2 separate regions of the Homo sapiens genome follow, and region 1 is linked to region 2. The links are chromatin contacts, found by Hi-C or POLR2A ChIA-PET in ENCODE. All regions are on one chromosome and are shown on one strand. Each heading gives the region's core, a stretch centred on a gene start or an enhancer-like site at or near the end of the contact. The rest is flanking DNA. Distances are from core to core; before and after follow the strand shown.

Evidence for each region. Hi-C counts contacts between places; a loop is a spot of excess contacts on that map. ChIA-PET counts read pairs that join two places held with the same protein, here RNA polymerase II (POLR2A). Pooled maps may share reads with other maps.
Region 1: a loop to region 2 is called in a map of CD4-positive, alpha-beta T cell, with 4 times the contacts of the local background. The contact joins two enhancer-like sites. A Hi-C loop is called at or near these places in 2 of 168 maps with a recorded cell type or tissue (CD4-positive, alpha-beta T cell and CD8-positive, alpha-beta T cell), 1 of 37 single-sample maps with no recorded cell type and 7 of 50 pooled maps. POLR2A ChIA-PET finds 5 or more read pairs at or near these places in 2 of 52 experiments (H1 and HEK293T).

Annotation. Positions count from the first base shown.
Region 1 is chr2:106,541,604-106,544,721 of GRCh38, forward strand. It overlaps a transcript of CD8B2 not described here. Among named protein-coding and RNA genes, the nearest start is that of CD8B2, 56 kb to the left of the region's middle. Within about 2 kb of position 1,586, at least 2 of the 41 ENCODE cell types and tissues checked have a DNase peak (open chromatin) inside an H3K27ac peak, as active enhancers do.
Region 2 is chr2:105,781,247-105,784,321 of GRCh38, forward strand. The region is part of intron 1 of NCK2 (NCK adaptor protein 2); the gene reads left to right. Among named protein-coding and RNA genes, the nearest start is that of NCK2, 38 kb to the left of the region's middle. RefSeq lists an enhancer at 1,654-2,154. Within about 2 kb of position 1,655, at least 3 of the 41 ENCODE cell types and tissues checked have a DNase peak (open chromatin) inside an H3K27ac peak, as active enhancers do.

The sequences.
Region 1 (3,118 bases), core at 336-2,835, 760 kb after region 2:
ATGCGACCTGTTAGTGGATTATGAAATCTCTCTCTATTAATGAAATAGAGACCATACAAGGTGGGAGTGCATTACATATTGTATGTATGTTTGCATTATATGAATGTCCACCACACATGCATGTATATTTCTGTATATTGAGTGGCATTGTGAAAGGCATTCTTTATTGCAGGTTGCAGTTTAAAAAGTTGGAAAGTCACTGGAATAGAGAACCTACCAACATATTTCATCCCTTCTATCCTTCCAACTCCACCACGAATCTGCCCTATCTTGGCAGAGCTGTATCCAGAGCCCAGGCATGGCTTCAACTACAGCCTCTGCCAGCCATCCCATTGCAGTGTAAGCTAGAGGTCAAGGCTGTTCACTCTCTGGCGGGACCACCGTTCCCCATGGCTCAGCCTTCACTCTACCTCCAGCCAACTTTTCCTTCTTCCAACTCTCCATAAACTTTGTCTTGACTGTTCCCTGTCTGATACGCCACTTGCCACTTTAACTGGTCAATTCTTACTTAACCTTTGAAGACAAACCTTCAGCCTCCCCTCCTCTGTAGATCCTCAGGGACTTCAGCCCTTGTAGAGTTCACGGTCTCCGTCTCTGTTGTCTGCACAGCATTTTGCGCATCCCTCTGATATAACAGTCATTATCTGGGGTTCACGGCTGGTCAGCTGTGGGCTCACTGCGGGCAGTAACTAGATCTGACTTCTCTTGCCATCTTTGGAAACTAAAAGAGTGACTTATACACATATGAGGTGCTCAAAGGCATTTGACTAATACAGTCATGAATAGAGATTGTTACTTAGAGTCCTTATATTACTAATTATTTTGTAAACTGAAATATATTTTTGTGAGGAAAAACTCTCAATATATATCCTGGATTTTCATTAATGTGCATTTTCTTCCACTTTCAAGTTAATTCTTTTTTTTTCCTGATTATTTAACAAATACATGCCTATTAAAGACAACTTTGGGTAGACCAGAAGGATGTAAAGAAATCCTTCCCCATGAAGGATATATATTATGTAATGTATAAAATAGGTTATATAAATATATAGGTATATATTATATATGAAGTATATATTATATATGAAATATATATTATATATGAAATATATATGAAACATACTATATATGAAATATATATGAAATACATACTATATATGAAGTATAAATAAATATAAAAGTATATACATTTTACATATGTATATGTACGTATGTGTGTATAAGTGAATACATGTGCGCCCATCATCCAGCCCCGGCTTATCAACTGAGCAGTGCCCCTAACATTTCCGTACGTTGCTCGGGGTCAGGCTAGACTCTGCTGCCCCCGTGTGTTCCAGCGCAGAACTGCATAAAGAAAGAGGAGCGCTCGGCCATGCCGCACAGGTCCGGGAGGTTCGCGTTAATGTACCCTGTTTTTGAGCCCAAGGAACAAGTATTTAGTCATGATTGCCACTCGTTATAGGCTCTGTTAACAGTGTAAAGAAAGTTGGAAGTTCTCTCCTGAGAAGAAGTAACTTCAATGCGGAAGGACCCGGGCTTCTCATGTTTCTCTTTGTATCCCGACCGCCGGGAACTGCCTTACCTGCAGCTACAAAGTCCTGCAAGTGAGGCTTAGGTATTTTCAAATAAAATATCAGGCTTGGCGGAGTGGCTCACGCTTGTAATCCCAGTACTTTGGGAGGCTGAGGCCTCCTGGGAAGATCGTTTGAACCCAGCAGTTCGAGACCAGCCTGGGCAATATAATAAGAACCCCTCTTTACAAAAAAATAAAATAAAATTAGCCGGTCGTGGTGGCACCCACCTATGGTCCCAGCTACTTGGGAGGCTGAGGATTGGAGGATTGCTTGAACCCGGAAGTTGAGGCTGCCGTGGGCCATGACTGCACTACTGCACTCCAGCCTGGGTAACAGGGCGAGACTCTGTCTCAATATAAATAAATTAATTAAACAAAATAAAGAATATAAAAGTAAAAAGAAACAAAATATCCAAAGCCAAGACTGCACCACTGCACTCCAGCCTGGGTAACAGGGCGAGACTCTGTCTCAATATAAATAAATTAATTAAACAAAATAAAGAATATAAAAGTAAAAAGAAACAAAATATCCAAAGCCTGTCAATCCATGATGTAAATATCAGGATCTTCTGAATTCCAGTAGCCCTGGACCATGGAGAACCCAGTGAAATTACTCTTATTGACTGGAGCTAGGGCTGTCTTAGTTGGACAGTTTATATTTCAAGCTTTCTATGAGTTTCACAGGTTCCATGAACTTGGATGGATTTCTGTGGATTTGTGCTTATACACTGAAAGTTTTGTGATGTACATTGCCCATCTTTTGCATCTGATTCGATTGTTCTTCTCTACTCATGAAAGTCCTATTTTTCTTCCAGACCCAGATCTTGTGAACTGTTTTCACATTTCCCCATGGATGCCTAGCAAGGGACTGGGACTGCCTGATCCGCTTTGGTCAAGAGCACGTGGGTGGCCTGTGTGCAGGCTTATCATCAATAATTGCAGGACTTGGTGGAGTATGGTTGAACAGGTGCTCAGACTGCATGCGTGTCTAGCGAGGCCATCCTGAAGCTGCATGGGAGTTGTAAAAAAGTTACCAACAAGTTTTTAGTTATTTGAATAGGTTTTTGAATAGATTTGGAATGTGGGAAGCAGTTGCAGAAATAAACGTCTTAATGACTAAATGTAGCTTGCTGTTTTTAGCCCAGTTTCACAGATCACAACTCTGACCATACTAGTGGGTAGTTTATGTGTCTTCTCATGCGGGGAGAGCCGTTCAACTCACTCCTGAGGCTTAGGCCCAGGTTGGAAGGGGACGGACTCCCAGCTGGGCTGTTGGGGTCTGGCCTCCTCTCAGCTTCCTCTGGAGGACAGACACAGCCCTTCCAGGCTACCTTTCCAGACACTGTCCAGTCGAATCCACTTTCTTACTCATGACCCGAAGCAAGCCACTTCAGCTTCTGATGTCTCCACAACCTCATTTGCGAAATAAGGGACTAGGCTGGACGGTCTTTGAGGCCTCATCCAATTCAGAGATTCTGGATCCTGCGTTGGAGAAGTGAGGGAGCCTGGTGTGAACTGGGAGAAGGCAGAGGGTGGGAGTGGGCT
Region 2 (3,075 bases), core at 405-2,904:
ATGAACATGATTACTCTAGGTATTCCCAAGGGAGCCGTGCACTTTTTACACCTCTGTGCCTTTGCAGGTCCTGTTGCTGACACAGGGGCAGCCTTCTCCCATCTCCGCTTCCACCTCCACCACTCATCCCTTCCCACACTGCAAGACTTGACTAAATGCAATCTCCCTTTTGAAGCCTTCAGGATTCCCCCAGCCAGAACTAGTGACCCTCCTTGGCCTTCTAGTCCATGTACGTCTGTTTCGTAATATTTCTGCACTCATTCCTGGAAGGCAGTACAGCCTAGCAGTTAAGATCTGGTTTGCTGGCATGAATCATGACCTGCCATTGCCATAGTGTGACTTTGGGCTGGCAGAGGTCTTTGTGCATCAGTTTTATTATCTGAAAAATGGAGAAAATAGCAGTCTTGTAAGGTAGTTGTTAGGTTTATAATAAAGAGCAATGCATGAAAAGTACAGAGCCTGTGGCTTGGCAAGTGATAATCCTGCAATTTATGTTGTCTGTGACAGAGCTGTCGCCTCTCCGCAGTACGAAAATTTGTAGACATGTCTGTTTCTCCAGTTGGAATGAGTCTGTGATAAGGACTCTGGCCACGTAGTGATGCTCATTAGGCATTTGCTGAATGAACTGGTATACGTGCATATGTATTCTTCCCTCTTTATTTCTTGCCGTAAATGCTTTTAACTGAAATAGGTACATACAGCTGTCAGTTTCTTGACTATGAAGTTGAGAATGTCCAAGTGAGTCCAAATTACCTGAAAACCTGCGGCCCATCAGGTCCCTCAAGCTGAGGGAGGAGCTCCTAGACAAAGACCTGGTTTCCCAGGTTTGAGGTCCATTCCTTCCTTACTCTGTTCTTACTATGACTGCGGGAAGTTGCTTTTGGGCTTCCGCGAGAGTGGGAGCCTATCACCGATCATCTCTTTCCCCTCTCTTTATAGGAGTAAGGGGACAACCCTCCTGGTCTGGCTGTAGGCAGGCGGGGTGGCCGGGCCCAGGGACTCAGGGTGGCCCTTCCTTCTGGTGTAGATGGATGGATTATCAGGCACATCCTGCTGATGGCTTCCACCAGCCCATGGGGATTAGTGATCTGCCTTCTCTCTCTGCCACCAAAAATCTCCCTAAAACTAGTTCCACTCTCTCCACAGCAGGTGTCAGAGTTGGGTTGATGGCCATTTGAGGACTTGAGAAGAAACAGTCTATATAATGAACGCTCTTTTCTTAAGTATTAAAGTTACTTTAAATTCTACACAAAATCTCACTTGAGGAATGCTGGCTATGTGAAGTGTCTTATGTTTTCATCCTCTCACTCTTGAACTCCATGCATAGGTAGTATGTGGTTTTAGTACTTTTTATTTTGTTAGAGCAGTTTTGTTTTCATGGCTAATTTAGCTCTCCTCATGCAACGTCAAATGATAGAACCTGATCGTTTCTGAGAGTGGGGGATCCGGCCCGTTGAAATCATTTGGCAAAATGGGCTGCAGCTGCCTGTAGAGGCGAAGTGGATGTCGGGGAGAAGAGGAGGTTGCAAAGGCTGTTAGGCTTGTGCTCAGCTCTGGCAGCCACAGCACCTGCCTCTCAGAGCTGGCTTCCAGTGACTAGTACTCACTTACTGTCCCCAACGCTCCCAACTGGAGAGGCGTAGGGGGCAGTTACTCCAGACACTTGTGCTCACCGGCTTGGCGAAGAGGGTGGCAGCCTCACCTTTATTTCCGGTGTCATAACAAGCCCCATTTGCAGCTGAGTTGGTCGACTATCATTTGCAACAGGTAAGCCTTAAGGCCAGAGCCTTTTTGGGTACCTGGGATATAACCGTGGAACAAGATAGATGGGGAAGCTGCCTTAGAATAAGAGTTGCAGAAGGCCAGAGCCCTGGGAGGTGGTTTAACTTTCTCTGCAGCACTGCTTTGCTTTCTGCCGCAGCAGCTGAGGAAGCCAATTTAACCTTGAATTTTCTTTAAGATGATATGTAATCTTTTGAAGATGGAAAGTAATGGCAGTGGAATGTTCTGCGTGCTGTTTGTAGCCTCGCTAGAGCTTGGGTGGGCCCCCATCGCCCTCCTCCTTTGGGGAGCCTCTAAGAGTCACTAGAGGAGACTTCCCTGAGCTTCCTTCCTCGGAGTGAGGCATTAAATTGTGCCCGTGTTCTGGGGTAGCACCGTGAAGGCCCGCGTGGAACATGGTTTTTATTTAGAGTAAAAACAGCTCGATGCAGCGTTGCCTGTCTGAGCCAGACTTAGCTCTTCATCTTCACCTGCTTGTGGGAAGCTTCGTACACCACCAAGGCACAGGTTAATGTGCAGTATTTGCCACCGTGGGTGCAGTTACTAGGAAGGCAGCCGTTCGCGGAGAATAATGGTGTGTTTTTTCCACCTTGTTCCTCTGAGCATCATGAAATACCTTAGCACGAAGAAACCCTGTAAATATTCTGGGTAATAGCCCTACATAAATGTATTCAGATTATGTTTTTTTTTCGCTAATAGGTGAAAAATGATGACCTCCACTCTTTCCAAGAGGGGTGGCCTGTTCCTGAGCGACTTCAGTGTGCTTCCCCACAGAGAGGGTTTTGCAGCTGGAAACAAGGGCATTTCTTCCCAGAAAGTGGGAGTTGTTTCGCTTCTCCCTTTATAGTACTGCCTTGTAGCAATCTGAAATGTGGATATATTTGGAATTTGCACGAGAAAATGAAACACCCTTTCTCTGCAGAAGACAGAGTGCCATTGCCTTTGCAGGTCACTGAGTAAGCAGCAGGACCTGCTTCAGCTGGACGGCAGGTCCCTTCTGTGGCACCTGGTTGGCCTCAACACCATGCGTGGCATTGGCAGTGATGAAATTCATTTTCATTCAGGAAAGCGTCACTGGGAGCTTTTCTTTTTTGAGAGAGGCTCTCCCTCTGTCACCCAGGCTGGCGTGCAGTGGCGTCATCTCTGTTCACTGCAGCCTCTACCTCTTGGGCTCAAGTAATCCGCCCGCCTCAGCCTCCCAAAATGCTGGGACTACAGGCATGAGACACCACGCCCGGCTGTTATTTCTAATAGGAAGTTGCCATCCCTTTTCTCACCCCAGTGGCATTTCTG